Regions from separate parts of the Homo sapiens genome. Here region 1 is linked to region 2. The links are chromatin loops, found by intact Hi-C in ENCODE. Cell type or tissue: heart right ventricle. All regions are shown on one strand. Each heading gives the region's core, and the rest is flanking DNA. Links, peaks and the distances in the headings are about the cores only.

Region 1 (6,121 bases), core at 481-5,480, 280 kb before region 2:
TTTATCGGAACACAAGCATGCTCATTTGTTTATGTGTTGTCTAAGTCTGCTTTTACTCTGCAACGGCCAGCTGAGTAGTTGCAACAGACACCTCATGGTTCAAAAGCCTCACACAGTAACTGGCCCTTTACAGAAAAAAGTTGGTAATTTATGTTCTACATGATAAAAAAGAAATTAATGCACAAACTACCTATTAGAGCACAGTTTGCATAATTGGCAAGCTAATTCTGTATGGCTGGCAAGCTAAGAATAGCTTGCTTACATTTGCACATTTGTACAATATGTACATTTACACTCTATTCTGTTACATACACATACATGCATGCATGCACATATTCAAACACACGTCCATACATATACATGGGACAACCCTGATACATATGTCCATGTGTCATCTGCTCTGAACCTGAGTGTCCTTCCTGGGTGAGCTGCTATCCAAAATCCATGCTGTCTTGCTGGCATCCTGCCCCACATGGGGTTTGGAGTAGATCACTGGTGTTAAATACATCTAGCCAAGGTGCAAATGTCTGGCTCTCTCCAGACCTTGCTGGGTCTCCAAAGAAATATATGAATATTTTGGCTTTTTCTTTATGGTAGATGATTTCTGTTTTCCTTATGGGCTTCCTTTGCTGGTGTTTTAAAGAACCTGTTCTCATCACGAAATCAGGCACAGGAACTATTTATCATACATATGAGAATCAACATGAATAAAACACCCCTTAGGTACTGTTCACATTTCTTTCAGCTTCTCACTCTTGAGCTGCTATTAAACTTTAATATACATGAAGTTTGCTGGGTTTTATGGAGTCGAACGGTGAAAGCACAGTCGTGGCAGACTGACATGCCTGGGGGGTTAAATTCATCCAGGTTGGCCATTAGATAATGAGCAAGTACCTTAATCACCATAAAATAGTGTTTAAAATATTGTTTATTTTTAAAAAATCAATTAGCGTCAAAGACCCTCAGAGTCAAAGAGAGCCTGGTGATAAATTGGTCTAATCTTTTGTTTTTAGAAATGAGACGGGGGAGTGGGCTTTCTCAAGGGCACAGGCTCCTTTGTGGAAAAGCTGGGTCTAGAATGTGGGTCATTGGCTCCAGACCCCTGACCCTGCCTCCATGCTTCCAGGATGTCACACAAACGCACACAAGTGACACACCTTCGTTGGGTGCGGTGGCTCATGCCTATAATCTCAGCACTTCGGGAGGCTGAGGCGAGTGGACCACTTGAGGTCAGGAGTTTGAGACCAGCCTGGCCAGCATGGTGAAACCCCGTCTCTACTAAAAATACAAAAATTACCCAGGCGTGGTGGTGCATGCCTGTAATCCCAGCTACTCGGGAGGCTGAAGCAGGAGAATCGCTTGAATCTGGGAGGCAGAGGTTGCAGTGAGCCGAGCTCACACCACTGTACTCCAGCCCAGGTGACAGAACAAGACTCTGTCTCATAAAAACAAAACAAAACAAAACAAAACAAAACAAAACAAAACAAAACGAGTGACACGCCTTTAAGCCACGTGGATATACGCTTTCAAAACAACACCTCGCTCTCCCTTAGCTATTCAATTTGACTGACATATGTGGCATTTTTATTCCATCTCATGTGTCTCTGCCATGTCTGTAAGCCCCCTTGAGCCCCTTCCTCAACATCATGGTCTCTGAGCCTTCCTGTGGCCACCAGCACATTCTGTGCAGCCCCAGGACCACATGGGAGGCTCATGGCCATTAGCTTCATGTACCATCGGATCAACCAGACCATGCTTCTTCCTGCTGTCACCTGCGTGGGAACACTGAAGAGGAAGTAAGGGATTCAGAAGGCAGCTGGAATGTACAAAGAAATATTGGCTTGGGAATGGAACTAGGAGAGAAAGTGAAGGAAGTGCTGGGATTCACTAGAGGGCTGCTGGTGATGGAGCAGCAAAAAAGCTGGGGAAGTGTCCCTCGTGGTAATTATTCATGACTTTGTGACATTTGCAGGGATGGGACACATTTGTATCTATTTGGGCATTGCTTTTCTTTATTTCCGCCCTTTCCATGTCTCTGGTAGGCCACAAGCTCCGAGCTGGGAGGCTCCAGGCAGGGTGGAGAGTTGGAGCTGCCCACTGGACAGCTCCCTTTCTGGCCTTGGTTTGCCAAAGCTTACAATCACAGAGGTGGATGGGTTTGGTGGAGAGGGAGCAACTCTGGGAGGGACATGAAGAGCGAGAGAATCTTTGAAGAAAAGTTTATTGCCCTGGACTGGGAGCCAAAAAGTATTCTGACAGCTAGGGGAGGCAGCACCCTGCTCTCTGGCCAGGCTCAGGGGGTTGGTGAGGATGCCAGTGGGGAAGGGTGAGGTGCCTCCCAGCCTCACCAAGATCCTGAAGCCTCCATGCCTGGTGTGGAAGCCGCAGCCTCAACCTGGAGGGACCAGTAGACTAGGACGATGAGTGTCTCCATGGCAACCAGTGTGGCCTAGTGACTCATAGCTCGTACATGCTGGGGAGTTGGGGGAATTACAGGCGGACAGGGAGCCCTCCCAGCACCTTGGTGCTAGAGAAAGACCCTCTGGGTGGGAACAGGGGCACCCAGAGAATCAATGAGGTGGAATTTCCTGCCTACCTGTTGGCATGGAGTAGTCACGATTGAAATTAAGCTGCTTGGAAGAAAATACAAAGATCTGATACTTGTCCCACGCCTGAGTTTATGACCTGTGATTCATTCATTCCTTCTACATCTGAAACACACACAAAAGATCTATATTTTCTCCGATGAGTTATACAACACATGTTAAGTATCCCGGTAATTGCAGATGCATTATCTATTGTGTTGCTGTAGGTACTGTCTGTATTCTACTGCTGGTGCCAGAGGATGGGCAGTCCACGTCAACACCCATTTGCATTTGTTCTTTTCTCGGGCTTTTTATTAAAGTCAGGCTTTAAAACAACACCCAGAATCATTGCATAATCCAAGAGACCAAATTGTACACATCACAGATGATGACGTGATTTGCAGGAAACCTTTTGGAAGAGCTGGCTCCTTGATAACTGTAATTGTTAGGCTCAGGATCAAATTAGGAGAGCAGAGGCAGCTGCACCAAGAAGCTGTATCTGTTCAAATCTCCCAAGCAAGCCTAGCTGTCACCATAAAGAGCAAACTTTTGCAGGCAACAAGACAAATCACATGTAGGTCTCAGAGGGTTTCTTCCTCTGAAGATGGGAGGCAGAACATATTTCTCTTTAAGTTAGGTCAGTTACAGGCATCTCACTGGGGAGAACGAAGACATTATACAGCCGTGCCTATGCCAGGAGAGAGAAGCAGAAAATTATATCTTACTTAATCAAGTTGATCTGGGAGCAGAAAAGCTCATTGGCAAAAGGCAGGGGACTTCTATGCAAGCAGGAGTGTGAGTGGCTTTCCTTTTTCTAATGTGTCTATGAAATTTGGTGGAGAGGGCCTGTGTAAAAGATTAGGAATAACAGAGCTCAATGTACATTCCCTAACACACATTTGGATGTATATTAGTAATCTCAAAAGTTCACATTCTTTCAAATTTAGCCACAGTACTCACTGAAATGTGCTGATGTCTCCGAAAATGAATTTTTTCCTATGGTGCACTTTTATCCACTTAAAAAATGTGATTTTTTGGTGTACATTTGCCAAAAATAATCAGTTCTGACCCAAACCATGATGTGGTAACTTGACCCCTAACTCAAGGTCGACTCAAGCTTAATCCTCAGTAACCACACTTCCTCCCTTTCCCCAGTTTTCAAAGAAAAGAGACGATTCTAAAACAGGATGAGGGCAACCCAAGGGCCCAGGCTGGTCTTTTACGGACTGTAGGCGGTTCTCAGTTCGCAGGTCTCAGTTCAAAGCCAGTTGCTTTGCTGGTTTCTTCCTTGAGTTGTTTCATGGCATCGGCCATGGTTCATGATTTCATGCAAAAGGTTCAATTAAAGATAGGCCAGAGCTTCAAAAAGCAAGGGCTTTTTCAATTTCTCAGCATTACAGGGTTCACATTTCACAGAAAGGCCTGGCCTGATTTAATCCTGAGTTCATAAAGCCGAAATTTACCTTTTTCTGTTTTTATCAGAAATTTTCACTTTGGCTCTGGAAGGTGGACACACATGAGCCATTTGGACAGCAGACCCAATTCTGAAGGGTTGGAGGGGCATAAATGCAGTGAGGGCGACATTTCTGTTTAAATATCACATTGGGCACACTGAGTGAAAAGAGATTTGGCTCAAGTGGTTATGGTGCCTCTTTAAATGTCAGAGTCCCTGCTGACTGGCGTTTTGGGGGCATCATCAGACCCCTGCCCCCAAGCCTGATCTTTATTTGCATTTCTCCTTACGTTGGCTGCACCCCTCCCTCAGCATCTGCCTGTAACACCCTGTGGCACATAGGACATCCATTACTCATAAGCTCATCTGGATTTTGTCTATTGGCTCTTCCAAGAGTGGGGAGTACTCGGATGGTTACTTTCTCTTCCTTTTCCCTCTGGATCATGCCACTGCATGCCTCTCCCTGCTCTGGCCTCTCATGGGCCTTCTTCCCAATAGAACAATGCCTTAGGGGAACCTGCCCTGCCCAGGGAATGGAGCTGGATGGATGAACAGTTTGCTGCAGGTGCTGGGATTATTCTGCTCCTTTGGTTCAGCTCTTTCATTTTTTAGTTGAGTCCGGTGAATCAGATGTTAAAACAAAACCATCTTTGGTTTAGTGCAAAAGAATTAAGGTTTGGGGGGAGTTTGGGAGGATGATCACAGGCTATTAATGGTTCAGTTCAGTTTCAGTCTCTGCCCAAACAGATACCAGGGAAATTCCCAGAGGTGGCTGCTTCCAGAGGCGAACCTTAGCAAAGCTGTGCTGAGCTCTTGCCTGGGCTCCTCAGAGCCTCTGCCCCCATCACCTAGTTATGCTCTTGCTTGGGCAGGAAGTCAGAGGAGCTCTCTTGGTTGTCCCATGAGCCACTGCTTTTTATGGAGATGGGCATTGGATTAGTGTGTGTGTTTTCATCTGCTATCTCCCCTCTTCCTGCTTTCTAGGTGCCTGGCATGCACAATTGTCCCCCAGGCTCCTGCAGCTTCAGTGCCTGTTTCTCTCTCATTCACATGGTGACCCCAACCCCTGTTCCTGCTTGCTACGTCTATCATGGCACCCCATGCCCACCCTTCTCGGGAGGTCTGTCTCCTCCATTGGGCTGTGGCCACCGGAGGAGAGAAATCCTGTGGCCATGTGTGGTCATTTCAGTTTCTTTGTTTCCAGCTTGGCCACACCCAATGGATCATAGGGTTGTATAAATGAAATGTCTGTGATTATGAACAAGTGCCAGGACTGGACACCACTGGGCCTTGTGTCATCCATGAGCCATACTGGCCTCATTTCCTGAAGATCTCTCTCTCCATCTTGACTTTTGTCTACAGGCTGTATATGTGACTGCTATGTGCTCCTTGGCCCCAATTATAAGGCGTCTTCTTGCCACCACCTATGGCACGATCTGTGCAATGGCAGGAAACACATGTGTGACAGATGCCTGGGCTCGTGGGAAGCATCCACAGCTCCCACACCATCATGGGGCCCTCTGGGTGCCTGAGGACACTCTATGTTCTGACTTCATGCTTGGCACAGGGAACCCTGTGAGGCCAACCCAGGCCTATCCACTTCTAGCTCAGACATTTCTCCTGCTGCTGGGTCATGCCAGACACATGGGACTCTGGGGATCCTCCTGCATCTCTCAGGTCATCCATGGGCTGGAATCCCCCAAAGTCTCTTGGGGTAATGCAGGGTCCAGGGTGCTCTGGCATCCACATTTTCTCTGTTTTCCCTCTTACTCTCTTTTCTTCCCTCCAGATGGGAGGATATTCACCACTTATGCTTTCATATCTCTCTCGTGCCCTGGCCTAGGCTTTAGAAACTCAAAAGTGGACTTTCTTTCTCCCAGGTCAGCTCTCTCCAAAGGCAATCTGTGCCACTGGGGGTAAGAAAAACTGGGAGAGGGGAAGAGCCTCAACTGAGGGAGGATACCCACGAGGGTAGTATCTGCCGCTCAGCACCCTCACTGTCCCTGACATGTATGCTGCTCTTGGCTGCTTTTCTCAGACAAGTCCTTTCTTTGTTTCTTTGCCTCTTCTCTTCTGCAACTTC
Region 2 (6,121 bases), core at 773-5,772:
GACATTATCAAAGAAATCTACATATAAAGAATCTATACTCAATCTAGACTATGTGCACACCTTGAATGGTCTCATTTGATGCGTATCGATCACGAAGCACTTCCTAAAATGTGAGAAAACACATTTCTTTACCTATTGGTCTACCCATTTCCTTTCTGCACCAAAGGATGAAGCTGGAAGCCATCATCCTCAGCAAACTAATGCAGGAACAGAAAACCGAACACCTCATGTTCTTACTTATAAATGGGAATTGAACATTGAGAGCAAATTGAATGTTTTTAAATGTTGATTCAGAAGAAATTAGTTCAGGAATCCTTTTTACTTGTTTTGATAGCGCATTCTAACACCGATCTTATCCACAAGCCCAAAGAGGAGAGCATTTGGTTTTTTAATAGTGTAACCATCTCTTCTGGCACATTGTCCCCCAGATAGCTTGTTTTTCTGACCTTAAAATTACCTTGATTTTTAACTGAAGTTCTATTCACTTCTAGCCTAATGAAAGAAAGTTAGTTTGCCTTCCTAGTATTCTAGGAAGAGTAAAACAAATATTTTAAAAATCCGTATTTTTAAAAATGTAACCACTTCTTCTAAGACCTTGCCTTTTTTTATAATAAGAAATGTTCCTTATCTACTCCCATACAATCTAGTGTTCATATACACTAGATTAGGAAAGTAATTAAAAGTCAGACAATAACGTGCCTTGGCAAGGATGTGAACAAAATTGGAAGCTTCATATAGTACCGAACAAACTATAGACTGGTAAAAACCACTTTGGAAAATAATTCGGCATGAGCTGGGTTATTTTAAGATATGCATTTCTGGAGACTCAGAAATCACACTTCTAGAGACATTTTTACAAAGCTGCACTGGGAGAGATGACCCACAGCTAGGCTTCCATCTGAAGGAAGCTCACACACATAATATTGTTTGAAAAAAAAGCAGGTCATGGACAAATACATAAAGTGCGATTTTATTTTCATAAAGCTCGAAACATTGCACAACTAAAACTAGGCTGTTTATGAAGATTTACAGTTTAGGCAAAACTATAAAGAACAGTAAGGGAATCATCACCATCGAGTAATTAGTTTGGCTGGGGGGAAAAGAGAATGCAATCGGGGTGTTGGAAATGTTCCATTCTTTGAGCTGGGTCAGGAGTACACGGTGTTTATTTTTTGTATCTTTCATAAGTGTGTTATATATTTTTATATGCATATAATATTTCATAGCTTCCCAAAACAAAAAATAAAAAGATTATATGAAAAAATCCTTACAATTTTGCAACATTTATGGTAATATGTTTTTAATAAAGTGTTCTTAAATACTAATAAAAGGCTAATAGCCCAAATAAAATATGGGTAAAGCTATGAAATGGCAATAAATAACAACAAAAAATACTATATATTTTTTAATTAAGTTCTGGGGTACATGCTCAGGATGTGCAGGTTTGCCACATAGGTAAATGTGTGCCATGGTGGTCCGCTGCACCCATCAACCTATCACCCAGGTATTAAGCCCGGCATGCATTAGCTATTTTTCCTGATGCTCCTCCCATCCCCAACATCTCCCCCAACAGGACCCAGTGTATGTTGTTCCCCTCCCTGTGTCCATATGTTCTCATTGTTCAGCTCTCACTTATAAGTAAGAACATGTGGTGTTTGGTTCCTGCATTACTTTGCTTAGGATAATGGCTTCCAGCTTTATCCATGCCCCTGCAAAGAATATGATCCTGTTCCTTTTTATGGCTACATTAATACTCCATGGTGCATATGTACCACATTTTTAAAATTCAGTCTATCATTGATGGGCATTTGGGTTGATTCCATATCTTTGCTATTGTGAATAGTGCTGCCATGAACATATGCATGCATGTATCTTTATAATAAAATGATTTCTATTCCTTTGGGTATATACCCAGCAATGAGATTGCTGGGTCAAATGGAAGAAATACCATATTTTTTAATCTATCAACTTAGCAATGAATAAAAACAGTGATGATACTTAAAATGAGATAAGGAAACAGGAACACAGCTGGTGGGGATGTGCTTGGTACACATTTTCTCCCAGGCAATTTGGCATTATGCATCAAAATCCTTCAGCCCCTTATAGACTGTGACCTAACAATTCTATTTCTAGGAATCTATCTCAAAGATGTACTTGGACAAGCAAGTCCTCAGGGATATATGTTCAAAAATGTTCACTGCAGGATTTTTTTTATCACGGTGAAAAATGTGAAACTGCCGAAGTGTTTAATTCAGGACCAGCTAAATTATGGTACATCCATGCAAGGGAATAATACGAGCACACTAAAATTATGATATAGCTCCCCATTTATTGATATGGAAAGATGCAGCTGACATATTGTCAAGTCAGAGGAGCAGTACTCAAGCAGAATACATGGACACAAATTCACTCTTTTGTGTAAGTATGTATGTGTGTGTGTACACACACTACCAACCTGATGCCTGCCTGTGCCCTCTCCTGCCTGGGGAAAAGCCAGAGCCTCCTACATGTTTTCCTGAGGCCGAGGTGGGAGGATGACTTGAGGTCCGGAGTTCAAGACCAGCCTGGCCAACACGGTGAAACCCCAACTCTAGTAAAAAAATATACAAAAATCAGCCAGGCGTGGTGGTGGGCACTGGTAATCTCAGCTACTCGGGAGGCTGAGGCAGGAGAATTACTTGAAGCTGGGAGGTGGAGGCAGTAGTGAGCCGAGATCTCGCCACTGCACTCCAGCCTGGGTGACAGAGCAAGACTCCATCTCCAAAAAACAAAAAACAAGACAAAATCCCAGAAAAACTAAAATACAAGCTGGATCATGCCTCTCTTCTGCTCAGAATACTACAATTGCCTCAACTCGCTCCGAATAAAAGCATCAGTCTGCACTGATTAACAAGGCCCTACACAATCTGCACACGCTTTCTCTGTCAACACCCCCTACCCACCTGCTCACCCTGACCAACTACTCTAGCTTTCCTGTTCACCATCAATTCTCACCTCCTCACCCCACATGCCCCTGCCTCAGGGCCTTTGTACTTGCTGTTCTCTCTGCCTGGAATGTTCTTCCTCCCCCAAGATCCCCAAAACCACCTTCCTTAACCACTCCACACCAGCACTCCCTACCTCCCCCAGCTTTCATTTCCCCCAAGCACTTATCACCCTCTATGTAGTCCGTAGGATGCATTGTCTATCGTGTCCCAATAGAACCTCAGCTCCTTGAGGCCAGAGGGTTTTGCTCCCTGCTGTTTCCCTAGAACCTAGCATAGAGCTTGGAAAACATCACTCAAATGAATAAATTACTGAACAAATGAACCAATGAAGAAGATGATTCCAAACAGGGAAATGTGTAATAAATTAAGTGAACATAATAGTGGGTTAGAGAGTTCGTATGAGCCAGGCAGGCAGGTTACTTCTTCTGTAGAGAAAGTAGCCAGAGGTGGCTTCTCTGAAAGGTGGCATTTGAGCAATATCTCAATGAGAAGGAGCAGCCTTGCACTCAAGGACTCAGAGCAAAAATGATCCAAGTGGAGGGAACAGGAAACACAGGTGTCCCAAGGCAGAGAGTATCCAAAAGTTTTCAAGGAACTGAAAAGAGGGTATATCTCAAGAGTTTTTTGTTTGTTTGTTTGTTTTAACAGAAGCCACATGGCGGGTGATGTTTAATGATAATTTTTCTCTGTTTAATTGTTGTTTCTATTACTTTATCTATGAAGATAGATTGAGTGTGCAAAATTGGGACGCTCAACTCTGCATGTCTCTCTTGGACTGAGTCCAGGGTCAGAAATCCTGGTTTTCCTTGGCTCCCCCAGGGTAGCTCTGTGGTTTGTGATGATGGGTAAACTACGCTGGCCCTCTGTAAGATGCGGACATTAGGGCTCTGTATCCCATCTAGTCTGAAACACGCATAATTACATGTTTTCCCCATTCTCTGCAGAGTGAGATTAGACACTCCTTTCCCCTCTGGTTCCAGTGCAGACCCCCATCTTAAATTTACATACAGATAAATAAGGCTGCCCCTAGCAACAGCTTGCAAACTGTTTCATAGAGCAGGCAAATTCTTTTATTATTTATTTGTTTGGATGTTTTTATTGTGGTAAGAACACTTAACATGAGATCGGTCATCTTAACAAATACACAGTACGGTATTGTTAGCCATATGCAAATTCTTAACATAGTCTTGACTGTTTCCTGCTCACCTACCTTCACCCAGATACTCATGTGAAGGAAGAGAGGAGCTATTTTGAAGAGCTACGTTAAACCAAAACCGACCATCGCCACGTTTATGTTCTAAATGAAGTGGCATTATTTATATGTCGATGTTACAATAGATCACTCTGCTCTTCTTCCCTCCTCCTCCACCTCCCAGAGACTGGTGGAGAAAAGATAAAGGAAAATTTACCTTCCGCCTGCAGAAAAGGGTAGGGCCCGACTAGAAACCTGCTAGTCATCAGAGAGCCTGATTCTTCAGGTATATGCAGGTGGCTCTGACAGGAGAGAGGTCGAATTTGCTCTCAAAGAAAAGAGAAAGATGCTGGGTTTCTGGAGAGAGCCCAAGAGAAGGAATAATGGCGAACAAAACTGAAAACAGAGAAACACAGTATGTGTGTGTGTAGTGGCATGGTGGAGGGGCAAGGAGGGACGTTTCTTGAGTGATGTGGTGGGTGGCCCATGGGAGATGTGATTGAAGGGCTTTTAACTGTCTGATGTCCCATTTGGGGTTCGTGGTCACATGCTGCTCTCACTTAATCTTCATTTTCATTCGAAATCATCAGAGAAGACTGATGCATACAAACGTATCCTTGTATGACCTGTTCTTACGTTTTGTTTCACTTATTCATTTCTGTGGCTGGTTTTTGTTGTATTCGTTTTGAGAGATCAAGGACAAGGGCCGGGATTCTACACTGGGCAGCTCTGATATAGAAGAGTTTGTAATGATGGTGAATTGCCAAAGGACACTGATTCTGGGAAACAGAGCTTTCTGAGACAGCAGGGGCTGGGGAAAATGTGGACTAGCAACAGGTCAAAGTTCAAGTTAGCTTTGTGCCTCCTTTGTCAGATGGTTGCATTAGACACAAGTCTATGGGCTGATAGCTCATTTTCATTCTTAGCAAAGCCATCTCCTGCAATAGTATGCTTTATTCTCTAGTCTTTCTTTCCCTTATCCCCCCACCCAAATATAAGGCCAGGGACTTTGTCTGTTTTGTTTACTGCCTGAGTCCTAGCTGGTACAGAGTGGATATTCCATATATATTTGTTGTTCAAATACATATGTAATTTTTTTCAGTGTTTTTCTTTCTCTTTCACCTTAAGAAGTGGTGAGCACATTTGCTGGAAGGTCTGTCATTCTCATAGACATCATTTTTAACACTGGCTGGGCTTCCCCCCAAGGAAACCTCAGACAACCTCTCTGGGGTCACCCTCTTGCTTCATGTGGTGGATTAAATGTTTTCTGTTCATTATAATCTTTCGCAACCGGTATTTAGGAACCGATGTATTATCTGCTTATCTGTGTAATTCTCCTCTTATTTAGACAGTTTACAGTCTTCAGATTTCTTTCTTTCTCCACTATTTAAAATAAATGTTAAGTATAGCAGTATAACATATCTTCAGAGAGAACCTGAGTCTTTCAGCCAAGGGAAAATGTAGGCTCAGGACACTTTCTGGAGAGCATCTTTAAGATGATACTTCAAGGAGCAACAGGTCAGAAAATAGAACAGGGTCCAATTAGGCAAATGCTTTGTGCAAAAATCTCCCATGGCTTCTGTGAAGCTGCTTTTTGTAAGAATCCAAAATTGTCTTCTGCAAGTAAGGAGGTTTGGCACACTTTGGGGGTGGGGTACGAGGAAAAGGATAGTAGAAAGCAAACATCATACTCTGCTCTCAGAAAGTTGGAATTTTTTTAAGAGACAGATATTATGAAAATCAACTTCTTTTATTTTCTGACACACGTCAGCAATTCAAAGTTTCTTTCAGAGGCCAGTTGAGTCCTCTTCAATACAGCATATCTCCTCCTGACTATGGTCTTGCTCAAGTACCTCTTTGAGCCTCTCTCTCCTCATCTGTGAAATGGGAAGGATGGCAATGTGCATTACCCACCAAGGACAGGAAGGAGTCAGTAAGCCAA

Evidence for each region. Peaks named below come from ENCODE experiments on the same cell type or tissue, not always from the same donor. Only the 100,000 strongest peaks of a DNase experiment are listed, where the experiment ranks them.
Region 1: a loop joins it to region 2, with 3 times the contacts of the local background. A loop is called at or near these places in 2 of 110 quality-filtered maps.

Annotation. Positions count from the first base shown.
Region 1 is chr1:14,519,361-14,525,481 of GRCh38, reverse strand. It overlaps a transcript of KAZN not described here. Among named protein-coding and RNA genes, the nearest start is that of KAZN, 76 kb to the left of the region's middle. RefSeq lists enhancers at 2,368-2,457, 4,942-5,001, 5,302-5,411. In heart right ventricle, for the core only: no CTCF peak of the experiment used is centred there; a DNase peak (open chromatin) is centred at 2,437; H3K27ac peaks cover 1,305 bases; H3K27me3 peaks cover 411 bases.
Region 2 is chr1:14,241,619-14,247,739 of GRCh38, reverse strand. LOC107985467 (a long non-coding RNA gene) reads right to left here. Exons shown (of 3, transcript XR_001737611.2): 3 at 1-6,121. It also overlaps a transcript of KAZN not described here. Among named protein-coding and RNA genes, the nearest start is that of KAZN-AS1, 180 kb to the left of the region's middle. In heart right ventricle, for the core only: no CTCF peak of the experiment used is centred there; no DNase peak of the experiment used is centred there.